Linked DNA regions of Mus musculus: region 2 is linked to region 1. Evidence: chromatin loops called from intact Hi-C (ENCODE). Cell type or tissue: left cerebral cortex. All regions are shown on one strand.

Region 1 (8,000 bases):
GGTGGGATTGTAAGCTGGTACAACCACTCTAGAAATCAATCTGGCAGTTCCTCAGAAAGTTGGACATAGTACTACCGGAGGATCCCACAATACCTCTCCTGGGCATATATCCAGAAGATGTTCCAACTGGTAATAAGGACACATGCTCCATTATGTTCATAGCAGCCTTATTTATAATAGCCAGAAGCTGGAAAGAACCCAGATGTCCCTCAACAGAGGGATTGATACAGAAAATGTGGAACATTGACACAATGGAGTACTACTCTGCTATTAAAAAGAATGAATTTATGAAATTCCTAGGCAAATGGGTGGACCTGGAGGGTATCATCCTGAGTGAGGTAACCCAATCACAAAAGAACTCACTTGATATGCACTCACTGATTAGTGGATATTAGCCCAGAAACTTAAAATACCCAACATACAATTTGCAAAACACATGAAACTCAAGACCAAAGTGTGGATACTTCGTTCCTCCTTAGAATGGGGAACAAAATACCCATGGAAAGAGTTAAAGATACCAAGTTTGGAGAAGACATGGAAGGAAGGACCATCCAGAGACTGCCCCATCCAGGGACCCATCCCATATACAACCACCAAACCCAGACAGTATTGCATATAGCAACAAGATTTTGCTGAAAGGACCCTGATATAGCTGTCTCTTGTGAGGCTATGCCAGTGCCTGGCAAATACAGAAGTGGAGGCGCATAGTCATCTACTGCATGGAACACAGGGCCCCCAATGGAGGAGCAAGAGAAAGTACCCAAGAAGCTGAAAGGGTCTGCAACCCTATAGGTGGAACAACAATATGAACTAACCAGTACCCCCACCCCCAAGAGCTGTGTCTCTAGTTGCATATGTAGCAGAGAATGGCCTAGTCGGCCATCATTGGGAGGAGAGGCCCTTGGGGGGAGGGTATAGAGGACTTTCGGGATAGCATTTGAAATGTAAATGAAGAAAATATCTAATAAAAATAAAAAATTTAAAAAAAGAAAAGGAAGGAAGAAAGGAAGGAAAAGAAAAGAAAAGAAAAGAAGGAAGGAAGGAAGGAAGGAAGGAAGGAAGGAAGGAAGGAAGGAAGAAAGAAAGAAAGAAAGAAAGAAAGAAAGAAAGAAAGAAAGAAAGAAAGAAAGCAAGCAAACTAGCTGAGCTGAACGAACTGTGAAGGACAAGCCAGTAACTAGCACTCTTCTGTAATTTCTGCTTCTGTTCCTTCCTCAAGTTCCAGCCCTGATTTCCCTCAGTGATGGACTGTGATATGGAAATGTAAGACAAATCAACCCTTTCTTCCATACATGCTTTTATTCATAAAGTCTTAGTTACAGTTCTAAATAGAACCCTTAGTTAATATAGAAATTGCTACCATATTGCTGTGACAGGAGTGACTGTGTTCTTTGGGAGAAGATTATAGTGGCATTGGAACTTTGAGCTGGAAAAAAAAAAAACATTGATTGTTGAGAGGTCAGTAGATTATTCTGTGGGAGTTTGGAATATAAGAGTGCTGAGAGATACCAATAAAGGCCTGGTTTATGAACTTTCAGGACTGTTATGCTGTTATTTTGGACTAAGAAGAATTAAGTGTGATCAACAAGAGACCGAGAAAGCAAGAAAGCAAGAAAGCAAGAAAGCAAGAAAGCAAGAAAGCAAGAAAGCAAGAAAGCAAGAAAGCAAGAAAGAGGGAGGGAGGGAGGGAGGGAGGGAGGGGAAAGAAAGAAGAATCATTAAGGCAAAATCTTCTGGAAACTTTTTCTTCATTTCTTCATGTTCAACCCATATACATGAGCCATAGCCCAGAGGGGATCAAGGCTACACCTGATGCATGTCACTGAACAAGGTAATATTTAAGAGTTTCCTAAGTAATATTGGTTTTGAAGGCCAGAATAGATCACAGAGAGCAGCTGATGCTTGGCACTGGGAGAAACTGGGAAAGGCCATTCTTAAAGCCTCAATGGCAGTTGAAGCCCAAGGATTGCAGAGGTCATGGAAAGAAGCTGAGATTTGGCACCATGTGGCAGAATTAGTGTCTCCAAGGAGAACCCAAGAGAAGCCAAGGTGAAGGTCAGCCCTGTTCAGTGGACATCAGCGTTTCGGAGATGCTACTACCATGAGATGACCACCAAAGACAGCAGTAGCTATGGAGTGGAGCTGGCCTGAGCCTATTAGATGAGCTAGGTGTGATGTAGATGGCAGAGCAGAGAGGTGGAAACATAAAATCCCTTTGGATTCCAGTTAGTTCCAGGTGGCTGACACTGCACACTGATTCTCCTCCCTCTCCTTCTCCCTCTCCCTCTCCCTCCCCCTCCCCCTCTCCTCCCTCCCCCTCTCCCTCTTCTCCCTCTAGGTTCCTGCCTTGAACTCCTACCTTGACTTCCTTCAGTAATGGACTATGATATGAAATGTAAGACAAATAAACGCTTTCTTCCACAGTTGCTTTTGTTCATGGTGTTTTAGCCCAGCAATAGAAGGCCTAACTAAGGCCTTAGTTGTTTGTTTGTTTGGGACTGAAACTTTGTAGAGCAGCACAGTGGTTAATTGAAATATGAAGGTATTGGCTACAGTACCTGACACATAGCCATCATTGTGTTCTTTGAGGGGGCCTGCTAGTTTATTCACTGTATTTACTAAGAGACAACTCTGCATTGCTCTCTAGATGGGTTGTGAACAGTGCTTTTATGTATCCCCCAATCCAGAGAAAGAGGCAGATATTGACCAAATCACCAAACATCCTATCAATTCATGAGAGCAGGATCTGAAAAGGTCTATGATGGTGATGGAAAAGTACAAAAATAGAGCAGGCAGGACAACACACAAGCAGGATGCTGACCCTTGCTGAGGAGTAGCCTTTGAACTGTGTTCTGCAACATGAGTCAGAGCTAGCTAGACAACAAAGGTCAGAGTTCAAACAGCAAACCCCAACCTCCAGAGGAGGCTGGGCAAAGGATGTCTGGGACTGCCTGACCACCACACTTAGATGCAAAGCTTTAGTGGTCTTGTCAGCACCTTGTGTGTTTCCTTTATCCTCCTGACCAAAAACATATATGTGAGTCTTCCCAACATTCTTCCAACTAGTACTGCTAAATCCAAGAAGGCAAAGTGAGGGAGAAGAAAAGGCAAACTTGTGTATACCTCTGTCTTGGATGTTTACAGGTGCGTCACCTCCAGATGGAAGAAGAGCTTAGTCTTTAGTTGTCTTTGCGGTTTCTCGGGGTAAGAAGTTGAGATGTCTGTTTGTATGGGTTTCTGAATGTATGTAATTCCAGCCTCACTGGTAATCTTCCACAGTGCAATAACACTCGGGGTTCCATTTATTGGCTTGTTTTTTCCATTAGTCACAGCTGGGTTTTTTTTCTGTTATTTTTTTCCAAGCAATTAATATATTTATTTATTTTGTCCTGGCAGTCTGGAGCAGCTGGACTTTGGGTACAAAGTCTTATATCAAGCTGAACTGATGTTTAGAAAACAAATTGAACTAGATTTACTTTCTTACAAATTCACTCTTGGTCAAATAAAACCATTTGGGGGAGGGAGGTATACACTTTTTTTAAAAAAGTTTTTGTGCCAACAACAATTAGCACAAGCCAGTTGCCCTTCACAGATGTTTGCTCAATTGCTGCCTTCTCTCAGAACATGGCCAGGAAGATGAAAAGGTCCATCTAGAGTTCGGCTAATTGAAAAAGGCTGCAGAGACGTGACCTCCAAAAACACATCCCAGAGTTCTGTCAGAAGACCAGGGAAGGTGAATTTTCCAATTCCTTTTGACCTTAGCTGGGAGGACTAAGCTCCTAAACAAGCCAGACTCCAGGATTCAGACACTCTAATGTGAACCACAAACCCTAAACCCACACTGAATCTAGCTGAGGACCAAAGAGCTAAATTGTATATTTATAGGCCTTTTTTAAAAATAAAGAACACTCGTCCTGTGTGGTGCTGCCAACAAGATCTTTTTCAGTTGTGCCGCTCTCTCTTTTACAACGCTGCCTAAGTAAGCCTGCCAGCCAGACCTCTGTAGTCCATTCCAAGATGATTCTGAGAACAGCAGCACAAAGCTTTAGGAAGTTGGAGTTGTAGGATTTGTAAAGAACCCTTCTTTGGCTGTCAGCAGGAATTCACAGAAATACTAATGGCCGTCTATGGGTGGCCACTGGGGGTTGGGGGAAGGAAGACACATTTTTTTAACACTTTTTTTCTAATGATGAAGACTAAATCCAGGGATACATATTCTACACATAAATGGGTATATAAAGTGATTCTGCTGATTGGCTCTGACATAACTTTAAAGTTTACTTCCTTAATTGGGTTAAACATCTCCACACTGGGAACTCTGGATCATAGGTTTTCTAATAACTTTATTATATAAATAGTACGAAAGTGAATAGCAACCCAGTTTTTGTCTTCAGTTTCATATGGTCTAATTTAGTTGACTTTAACTTGGTAAAATGTGACTATGTGTCAGTTTAGATTCAAGGTTAACATCAGTTAGTTGTGTGAGTCCTGTCCCGAGTCATTGCCTGCATAGCATCTGCACAGGACATAGCATCTGCACAGGAAACTGTAGATTGCCCAAGGTCACACAGAGAGCCATGTCTTCCAAAAGTCTTATTCCAAACAATTTCTCCCTGGAGCACCAAACTGATATTTATTAACAACAATCGACACCTATTGGGTGCCTCTTGGAAATCTAGTGTTGAACAGTCCTTTTAACAACACGTCCTAGCCGGGCGTGGTGGCACACGCCTTTAATCCCGGAACTCAGGAGGCAGAGGCAGGTGGATTTCTGAGTTCGAGGCCAGCCTGGTCTACAGAGTGAGTTCCAGGACAGCCAGGGCTACACAGAGAAACCCTGTCTCGAAAAAACAAACAAACAAAAAAAACAAAAAAAAAACAACACGTCCTTACGATACTCCTGCAAGGTGAATGTTGTTATCAGGATATACTGCCTCATTTATTTGTGGATCTCATCTCCATTTTTATATGGAGATTAGAAGTCTACAGTGTGTGGCCCTCTATCACTGAAGGGCTAAGTCTTCCAGCTAGGAGAAAAGAAAGCCATTGCTGAGTACAGACAGTCCACAGAAAGTCACTTTCAGCATATCCTATTGCATATGGACACCCACAAACTCACCCAGGAGAGTGTCCTCTCTGTGCAGACGATGGGAGGTTTGAGATTAGCATGAACTTCGGCCTAGCCTGAGAGCCTCAGGTCCCATTGCCATTTCCATAAGCATGTGCCATGTATAGCTCAAATCTCTCTCCACCTTTATCCATTCCTCCTGATGAATCAGCCCCACCTCTCACCTGGACTCTCATGGCCACCTCCTACTGGTCTCCCCTCAACCACCCCTAAGTTACTGTCATAGTAACCCTCAAAAGCTTCTAAATCTAAGGTGGATCATCTCACACTTCTCTTCCATGGCTCCATGAAGACTTTCTGAAGGCAGCATGTCTCTGCATCCTTCAGAAACCCATGGTCACCGAACACAGTTCCTGCAACAGCCTCTCCTGATTCCTCTCCAGCCTCACTTGTCTCTTAGGTGTCTCTGTATCTCCTAGGGAAATGCTCTCTCCGAACCTTAGCATTTGGCTCATACCTCTAGACTACCCAGACATGTCTAAGCCCCGACATCTAGGTTTCTTCCAATATCACCTTCACAGTAATGCATATCCTGGACCAATATGCAGACCACAAACCTCCATCTCTCTTTGCCTCACACGTAGATGCCATTGTCACCATAATTGGACTGACTTTTTCTCTCCAGAATATTATTATAATCTAACATGCAAATTATAATTCAACATGTGCATAAAACTATGTATTCCTGCAAAAAGATGTAAGAGCTTTAATATCTATTACCTATGAAAGGGTCTTTATTTGGAAAGAGTGTCTTTAATATGGTAAACATTTAAGATTAGGTCCTTTGAAGTAAATTTTGATCCAATATGACCAGAAGGACAGACACACACACACACACACACACACACACACACACACACAGAGTGTGTATGATTACCATATGATGATGAAGGCAAAACTCAAGGAGATACTTCTATGAGCAAAGGAACCCAAAAGCTACTAGCAAAATGCCAGAAGTTGGAGGAAGGCACAGAGTAAGGCCCCCCTACACTGCCTTTGTAATAAGCCAACCTGCCCAAGCCCTGACCTTGGACTTCCAGCCTCCAGAAGCATAGGACAATAAATTATGTTATCTACTCCACCTAGTTGTGGTACTTTATCACGGCAGTCTCAGCAAAACAAAAGCATATTCTATATCTATTGCTTCATCTGAGTTTTGTTTTTGTGTTTGTTTGGGGGGTTGGGGGACTCTAAGTTAACTCAATCTCCTGCCCTGAGAGTTCTGCTTAAGTAGAAATTCACTTATTTGTTGTTACTATTCTATCTCCAGCATTTAATATTTGCCGAACGAATCAATAACTGTGCCCTTTTCCTCCCATCTTTTCCTCAAGACAATGTCCTCTCAGGTTTCTTCAGTACTTGGATGCCTTCTTGCTAGCATCTTTTCCTCTGCCTGGGATGCCCACCTGCTCTTCTCTCTCTCTTAGCATCCTCTTGTAACTTAAGTCATCCCTCAGTCTCCTGTCCCCACCCTCATCTGTTTCATTATGTGACATGCTTTTGCTGCCTGTACATGGTGACTTCCTTGATCACTGAGCAGGATCTGTATCGCCAGATCCTGCCCAGTGTCCAGCACACCAGAGGGGCTTGATTAGTGTTTGCTAGATTGAATTAAATCTGTCTCCTGCAGAGTTTGCTCCTGTTGCCCTTCCCTGGGCTTCTACTCACAGCAGGGTAGAAGAGGATTAGAAGGGGCTTTGTGGAGCAGAACTCGGATTAGAGTTTTGGGCTGTGCCTCTCTGCAAATGCTTTGACTCTGTGCAATCTCAGGAGAGTTTCTTAAACTGAAACCAGCACATCAATGTTGTACTGTCCAAACCACCCTACTAAGGTCTACAAAACATTAGCCAGAATTCACACCTACTTCTTCATATAAATCCAAGTCACTAGCTTGCATTCCAGTGAATGACCCCATTTCTGCCCCAGTTCTTAACAGTGGGGGGCGGGGGGAGGACAAACTTTTTTTTCTAACCAGCTCTTACTAAAGATGTGCCTGAGCCAGCTCCAGAAGTGAAAGGTGTATTTGGAGCCAATGACTGTCACTCACCTTTTTGGAATAACCACATGGGTGTGGTCTGAGAAACACACACACACACACACACACACACACACACACACACGCGCGCGCACACACACACAAGAACCTCTAACTGAATTGAACCAAAATGCTAACCAGGCCTGTTAAAGGGTCATACTCTGTTGCTCCTCAGAAGATTTCCTACTTACCGGAGTCTGCTTCCTAAGACTCATTAAGCCCATCTTGTGAACTTTCCTACAGAACAAAGTAGGCCCTACAAAGATACCAACCGTCACATCTCTTCTTCTGTGTCTATCCTCATCAAGCTACAAATTTATATTTTTTAAAAAAGTCACTTATTTACTAGGTTGTAATGAAGTGTCCACCAAGCTGAATTCAGAGGGATCAGTATGTCACCAGCTCAGACTTTTCAGTGCTAAGGACTCTGAGCCTGCAGAAGGACCTTCTTGTTCTGATGTTGTGATATGAAGTAGAAAACATCAGCCTATATCCCCTGTATGACTGCCACACCGCACACTCCAGGATAATGACTCAAGACCTTTCTTCAGACTTTTACTTTAGCCATGCCATTGGCTCCTGGCAGGATCATGGACGATCATGATCATCATTGATGGAATACTGACCCCCCAATTCCTTCAGATGCTACTAAGAATACAAGTTCACTACAGGGCACAGACCCTTATCCATGTGGTTCCTAACATTTTGTGGTCACTGTCACCTTTCAAGTGAAATCAAAATTGTTCAAAGTGGCATGGCCTTAGACCATCAGCTCTCAAATCAAAGCAAAATGGTTCATATTCCATGCACTTTTTCACATGAGGTTTCAGGAAAGTG
Region 2 (8,000 bases), 120 kb before region 1:
CTAAGAGGAAAGGACAGAACGGAACTGAGAAAGAAGGAACCCAAAATATGCAAACAGGAGGAAGGCAACAGAAAACGATGAAGAAGGGTCTCATTTTCATAAGACACTGAAGGGTGAAATTCAAAAGAAAATCAAATCATCTGCACCAGATTTTAGAAACTGAAAATTGAGAGCAAACTCAAAAAGTCTGTGTGTTTCGGTGGCAGTCCAGAGACGCAGGGGCAGCTCCCAGGGGCCAGAGAAAGGACAAGGGAGAAGGGAGGACTCACTGCTGTTGAATGTCCTGAGACAGGATCTATCATCTGTCAGAGTTGGAAGGGAGTTCCTCTTAGGCAACGTTAAAAAGATATAAACAAGAATACAGTAACTCCAAAGGAAAACATTGTTCCATAAAGGAAACCCAATAGAGCCTCGGGCAGAAATGGCAGGTGCAAGGTCATAGCAATTATGCTTTGAGTATTACTTTTAATAACAATATACTTTAATGATGTGGGACAAAACCAGGACAGGAAAGAGTAATAAGACACACCTCCCCTTCCACAGCACGGAGACTGAAGAACTCTTAAATATCAGAGCAAATGGCATAAGCCTGTTATTAAGAAATACAGAGGTAATGACAATGGAAACAACTTTAAAAAGTTCAGCCCTGAAAACAAACATGTCGGTAACATTATACAGACTGAGCAGGTTTTACACACACACACACACACACACACACAGACACACACACACATACATACATACATACACACACACACAGACACACACACATACAGACACACATACACACACACACATACACACACACACACATACACACACACACACATACATACACACACACACACACATATATATACATACACACACACATACATACATACATACACACACACACACACATACACACACACACACATACACACACACATACATACATACACACACACACACACACACACACACACACACATATATTGTACTGGCTAGTTTTGTGTCAACTTGACACAGCTGGGGTTATCACAGAAAAGGGAGCTTCAGTTGAGGAAATGCCTCCATGAGATCCAACTGTAAGGCATTTTCCCAATTAGTGATCAAGGGGGAAAGGCCCCTTGTGGGTGGGACCATCTCTGGGCTGGTAGTCTTGGTTCTATAAGAGAGCAGGCTGAGCAAGCCAGGGAAAGCAAGCCAGTAAAGAACATCCCTTCATGGCCTCTGCATCAGCTCCTGCTCCCTGACCTGCTTGAGTTCCAGTCCTGACTTCCTTGGTGATAAACAGCAATGTGGAAATGTAAGCTGAATAAACCCTTTCCTCCCCAAATTGCTTCTTGGTCATGATGTTTGTGCAGGAATAGAAACCCTGACTAAGATATATATATATATTAATGAAAATGGCCATGGGTTTGAAAGATAGCAAGAAGGGGTAATACACAAAAGTTAGGAAAGAAAGGGATGGGGAAATGATGGAATTATATTATAACCTCAAAAAAAAAAAAACCAGAAAAAGTAAAGTTTTTAAAGGTTCAAAGTAGTTGTTCCTATAGGAAAACCGGAAGTTCCTATAGGAAAACCGAAGTCTACAGCAAGACAGGCTGTAGTTAGATGTAGAGAAAATGTAGACATAGCCAACTATTCAAATTATATCTGTAGTCCATTTTGATAAAGAAAAGAAGCTTCATTAAATAAATAAATAATAGTGTTCAGAGTTTAAAGACAATTCCTTAGAGAAGCTGTAATAAACTAATTAAGAGATTTTTTTTTTCCAGTCACTTGCCTTCTTCTTCTTTTTTTTTTTTTTTTTTTTAGATAAGCTCTTACTGTGTAGCCATGGCTGAAACTCCCTATGTAGATCAGGTTAACCTGGAAGTCGAGAGACCCCACCTTCCTCTTCCTCTGCAGTGCTGGATTAAAAGGTGTGCACCGCCGTGCGCAGGACGTTTCTTGACACATTAAAAGGGAGAAATCACTGTAGTGACAGGAGAGGACTGGGCCCCTGAGGGAGGAAGGTCCAGAAAGAAGTAGAGAATGAAGTCTGGATCCAGCCTTGCAAGTCAGGACAAAACTACAGGCAGCAGTTCCTTCTGCTCGGGAGTGGAGGTCAGAGGAGGGGAGGGGCCAGGAATATATAAAGTATACAGAAGTATAGAATATGTAATGACCAGAGATAAACATCTCCAAAGCATTCTGATTTAAGCTCAAATCTAAGTTCACTGTGTGAGTGTGTGTGTGAATGTGTGTGTGTGAGTATGTGTTTGTGAGTGAGTGTGTGTGAGTGTGAATGTAAGTGTGTGAATGTGTGAATGTTTGTGAGTGTGTTTGTGTGTGTGTGAGTGTGTGTGAATGTGTGTGTGAATGTGTGTGAGTGTGTGTGAATGTAAGTGTGTGTGTGAATGTAAGTGTGTGTGTGAATGTGTGTGAGTGTGTGTGTGTGTTTACTAGCTCCATATAAAATACACACTGTTTTCAGGAGCTGTCCCCACCTCAATTAAACTACCAATAACTGCAAAGAATACAGGCTCTGCCTGGTGGATTTCGAATTGAAACTGTGAAACAAGATGAGGAATAAATATCTTCTTTGCCTAATGACAGACCTAATGGTTTCATGGTTTGAAATACCTAGCTGATCAATTTGGAATTAATGTAAGCACAGTCTGTTTGTAAAACACATCAACACTCAACACACTAATGTTACATTCCTTCCAGGAGGAAAAATAGTCATTATTCCCCATGAAAAACACAATCTTAGTGCTAATGTTTTTTAAATCTGTTTTTGTCTCTCCTACATTTAAGCTGGAAAGCAATTCTCCCAGAAATTGCATTTTCCACAAAACATTTCAGATTCATTTCGGCAAGGTTCAAGAAGAGTGAGTGAGTTAACAATAACCAAAAGCAAGCACTGAGTTGCCACTTAAATATCGGACTGCATTCAACATTAAAGTTATTCTTGTCATTGATAGAGAAGGGAACTTTAATTTGAAAAGTTTGAACACAGGTGATATCAATACATCCCAATCTTTGGTCTCACAAACTATTTTCAAAAGACATTATAATTAAATGATTTCAGCTAATCAGTAACTTAGAACAAAACGCACAGCAGAAAGACCCAATTCCGCAAGCCTGTGTGTGCACTCCTTCCTTCATAGCTCAGTAAATGTTTGTTTGAGCAAGAGGCAGCTCCAGGCACAGTTTTGGAAGAACAGCCAGCTGAGATAATCATCACTTCACCCTCTTAGCCCCTGAGAACTCTATTAGAAAATAATTCCCAGAAAAATGCAACTTATAAGGACCATGAAAATAGAAACTGTGTTGGTGTCGCCTTTAAAACCATACAAGTTAAATCAGAGCTTGCTTATAAAAGTGCAGAAACATGTGTTCCAAATTACCTGATTTTGACTTCAGGATGACTTGAATGGTGTGTCCATCGTTGGTGACTTCACAGTCCCGGCACACCACATAATTTGGAGACAGGCGGACATCCAGCAGTGAGGGGTCATACCTGGCTTCTCTGGAGTTTAGGTTGATAGGTGACTGGTACTCCCCATTAGCATCAGGAAACACTAAGCCCCACTCAACACCTGAAGACAAAATGAGACTAGGTTGGATTTTTTTAAGGTTAATGACAGTAAAATATAACACAAAAATCTCATAATCCTTAACATTATAGCTGTGACTATCATCTGTATGTAGATGAAATATAAGAAATGTGTGTGGGTTTTTACATTCATTACGTGAGTGATCTGTTGTTAAATATCACACACAAAATCCTCTACTGTCTGTGCATACAGACGCTTTGATGTAGGGATCTAAGAAACTTATGCCATCTTGAAGTGACTAGAAAAAAGATACCTCAGAAATTTCTTCTGCTCATCAGTTCAATTATGTGCAGTACTGGGAAATTTCCTCAAAGCCCCACATGCTCAGAGACAACAGAAAACCTGTAACGCTAATGAGCGCCACTTGTTTAAAATGCAAATACAGTGTCCCATACATATTAGTTCTTTTGCTCTTTTCTCCGTGTATACAGGAAACATGGGCGGGCACTAATGACTATTCGAAGCCCTGGATCTGCGAAGACAGATTTAGAAAACTCTTTTTAAAGTCCCCAAGATCCAGCCTGCAATTCGGGACGGTTTTTCTGAAGTGCGTTTGGTTATACTTCCCAAGACTAGAAAGCAACTCGGTTGCACGTCTGCTCCAGGCTGGGAGATGTGGCTGCCTGGGTGCAGCAGGTGCGAACAGCACTCAGGCAGCCACGGAGGGGCAAGTGGGGGACCGCGTGGGGCGTAGCAGCCGCGACAGCGGCCCCACGAGCCTACCTTCCTCGTAACCCCACTCCACGCCCTCCTCCTCCTCCTCTTCCTCGTCTTCCTCCTTCTCGGGGAAGGCGACTGCATCCTCAATGAAGCTCAGGTCAGCCATGGGCAGCTCTGCGACACGGGTGCGGGAGCGGCAGGCGCGGGGCTGGGGACCGCACTGAGCGTGGCAGTCCCCGCGAGCGCGAGAGGCAGCGGTCCGGCGCAGGCTTGCGCGTTTTAAGGTCGGTGGGGGCGTGTCTGACTCGAGGACACGCCCCCCGCCCTACACTCCCACCTACACCCCCTCTCACCCCACAATCGGGACAGGCAAGCCTGCGAAAATCAAACTGGGGCTGCAGCAACACGGGAAGCCTGCTGCACCCAAGTCCTAATACCCTTTCAAAAGCCTGGAGACTCCAAAATCCGCCCTGTCTCCCGTGCTCCCCTTGCTCCAAACAATTTTCCCAATGGAGTTGCCTTGCTTTGGGAACGGGATTGAGACCGGGAACCCAACAAGACTCCCTGGTCGAATGGTTTATTGGCCATCGTTTACCGGTCAATTTTGTTGGGGTTTGGTTTTGTGAGACTGGGTCTCAAGGAGACCAGGTTGGCTTCAAACTCCTCCCAGTGGAGAAGCGGATGACCTTGAACTGCACAGGGCTCGCTCCACTTTGCAAACACTGGGCTTGCAAGAATGCACCACCACCATGGGGCCAAGCGTGGTGGTGGCAGCTTATCTGAGCGAGTTTTACTTTTTAATCCGTCCTTAAAACACAGGGAAAATGAATATGGATTTTATTTTTCCCAAAATAAGTCCAACAAACATTTCACGAAAAATAATTTAGCAACTAGACATAGGTATAGTTTGAGAAATTTTTACTAAATATATTTCAAAGACAATGAAATGGGGTGTTTGGTTCCACTTTCTAAGTCTGGGGTGCTGCTGCAGGCTCACCTTGCTGTGGACACCGCTCCCAAGCGCCTCGTGAAGTCGCGCAAATAATGAAATGCACACACATTACGAAACAAACAGGAACTTTCCCCGATCCAAAGAGGTCAAGTCGTTACCCCTGAAGCGTGTGTCCCAACCTCAGGCTAATGCTTCATCCTGGTGTTCCAGCCCTGTTCAGTAACCCCTAAGCTCCTTTCCTCCACGATAGCAGATATATTTGCATAGTAAGTTAGTACTCAGGCCTGCAGTATGCTTTGCCTTTTACATAGCCCATGCACACTCCACAGTGTCTGTGAGATTAATGGATGCATCGAGTTCCTCAAACAGGGCGGGGGTGATTGATTAGCTGGGAAATTTTAAGGTGCCGGGTTGCTATCCTTTACTGCCTGTTGGGGCCTTAACTTAAAAAATAAATATCGTATCACGTCTTCAGGAAGTGGATGGAGGCTAAGGAGAAAAACATCAGTTGACCTACTCCTCCACTGTCTGAAGAAAAACAAAAAACAAAAACAAACAAACAAACAAAAAACCTCCTGGACAGCTGCAGCACCCACATGGCCTGTGGGTTTCAGGGTGTGTGTGTATGTTGTTGTTTTTTTTTTTTTTTAATTAGGTACTTTCCTCATTTACATTTTCAATGCTATCCCAAAGGTCCCCCATACCCACCCCCCAATCCCCTACCCACCCACTCCCCCTTTTTGGCCCTGGCGTTCCCCTATACTGGGGCATATAAAGTTTGCAAGTCCAATGGGCCTCTCTTTCCAGTGATGGCCGACTAGGCCATCTTTTGATACATATGCAGCTAAAGACAAGAGCTCCCAGGTACTGGTTAGTTCATATTGTTGTTCCACCTATAGGGTTGCAGTTCCCTTTAGCTCCTTGGGTAATTTCTCTAGCTCCTCCATTAGGGGCCGTGTGACCCATCCAATAGCTGACTGTGATCATCCACTTCTGTGTTTGCTAGGCCCCGGCATAGTCTCACAAGAGAGAGCTATAACTGGGTCCTTTCAGCGAAATCTTGCTAGTGTATGCAATGGTGTCAGCATTTGGAAGCTGATTATGGGATGGATCCCTGCATATGGCAGTCACTAGATGGTCCATCCTTTCGTCACAGCTCCAAATTTTGTCTCTGTAACTCCTTCTATGGGTGTTTTGTTCCCATTTCTAAGAAAGGGTAAAGTGTCCACACTTTGGTCTTCGTTCTTCTTGAATTTCATGCGTTTGGCAAGTTGTATCTTATATCTTGGGTATCGTAAGTTTCTGGGCTATTATCCACTTATCAGTGAGTACATATTGTGCGAGTTCCTTTGTGATTGGGTTACTTCACTCAGGATGATACCCTCCAGGTCCATCCATTTGCCTAGGAATTTCATAAATTCATTTTTTAATAGCTGAGTAGTACTCCATTGTGTAAATGTACCACATTTTCTGTATCCATTCCTCTGTTGAGGGGCATCTGGGTTCTTTCCAGCTTCTGGCTATTATAAACAAGGCTGCTATGAACATAGTGGAGCATGTGTTCTTCTTACCGGTTGGGACATCTTCTGGATATATGCCCAGGAGAGGTATTGCAGGATCCTCCGGTAGTACTATGTCCAATTTTCTGAGGAACCGCCAGACTGATTTCCAGAATGGTTGTACAAGCTTGCAATCCCACCAACAATGGAGGAGTGTTCCCCTTTCTCCACATCCTTGCCAACATCTGCTGTCACCTGAGTTTTTGATCTTAGCCATTCTGACTGGTGTGAGGTGGAATCTCAGGGTTGTTTTGATTTGCATTTCCCTGATGATTAAGGATGTTGAACATTTTTTCAGGTGTTTCTCTGCCATTCGATATTCCTCAGGTGAGAATTCTTTGTTCAGCTCTGAGCCCCATTTTTAATGGGGTTATTTGATTTTCTGGACTCCACCTTCTTGAGTTCTTTATATATATTGGATATTAGTCCCCTATCCGATTTGGGATAGGTAAAGATCCTTTCCCAATCTGTTGGTGGCCTTTTTGTCTTATTGACGGTGTCTTTTGCTTTGCAGAAGCTTTGCAATTTTATGAGGTCCCATTTATCGATTCTTGATCTGTCATTGCTGACGAAGTCCATGCAAAGGCTGGAGAGAATCTCTATAAAAAGATACCTGGGTCATTCTGAATTCAACATTAATATTCCCCTATGCCCTTAAACGAGCATACATGTGATATTGTGGCCATTTTTGTCTGACCTCTGACTGCATTTAAAGTACATGAACATGGAAGTGTTTACCAAATCAAATGACATCAGACTATCCCTGACAATTAAATTTTTCATGAGTAAATGGTGTGCCATATTTATTATAGACAGGCTGAAAAATTGAATTGTTACTCTTGAGGTTTGCAGCCAACAGCGTCACATATAGCAAGAAGGCATTGCTACTCAAAAATATGGCTTCCTGTAAGACAAGCATTGGTTTGGCTCATATCATTTTGTTCTGGACTTTCAAGCTTATTTGTATAATATAACTCCTATAAGCAAGCAAACAGTAACTCCAGCTACATAGACATGAGCCGTTTTGCTCTGCAACCAAATATTCAATTACCATCCTTAATTGCTTTGAGACTGTGTGCTTCGTATGCTGCTAATTATTAACACCTTAAGACCTCTCCACAGATCCCCTGCTATATTGCCACCAAAGATTGCATTATTAGCTCTAGTTATTATAAAATTCTGTCATCAGAAAATCTAAACACAGATCAAAGATATAGGCCAATTCTTTAATTGACA

The links. Hi-C counts contacts between places; a loop is a spot of excess contacts. Peaks named below come from ENCODE experiments on the same cell type or tissue, not always from the same donor. Only the 100,000 strongest peaks of a DNase experiment are listed, where the experiment ranks them.
Region 2: a loop joins it to region 1, with 3 times the contacts of the local background. A loop is called at or near these places in 2 of 42 quality-filtered maps.

The regions. Positions count from the first base shown.
Region 1 is chr4:8,358,619-8,366,618 of GRCm38, forward strand. No RefSeq gene overlaps it. Among named protein-coding and RNA genes, the nearest start is that of Gm42252, 57 kb to the right of the region's middle. In left cerebral cortex, a CTCF peak has its summit at 4,124; a DNase peak (open chromatin) is centred at 3,934.
Region 2 is chr4:8,234,536-8,242,535 of GRCm38, forward strand. It overlaps Car8 (carbonic anhydrase 8), which reads right to left and starts at 4,506. Exons shown (of 9, transcript NM_007592.3): 1 at 4,317-4,506; 2 at 3,384-3,575. The coding sequence starts at 4,419. In left cerebral cortex, no CTCF peak of the experiment used is centred here; a DNase peak (open chromatin) is centred at 4,459; H3K4me3 peaks cover 1,584 bases.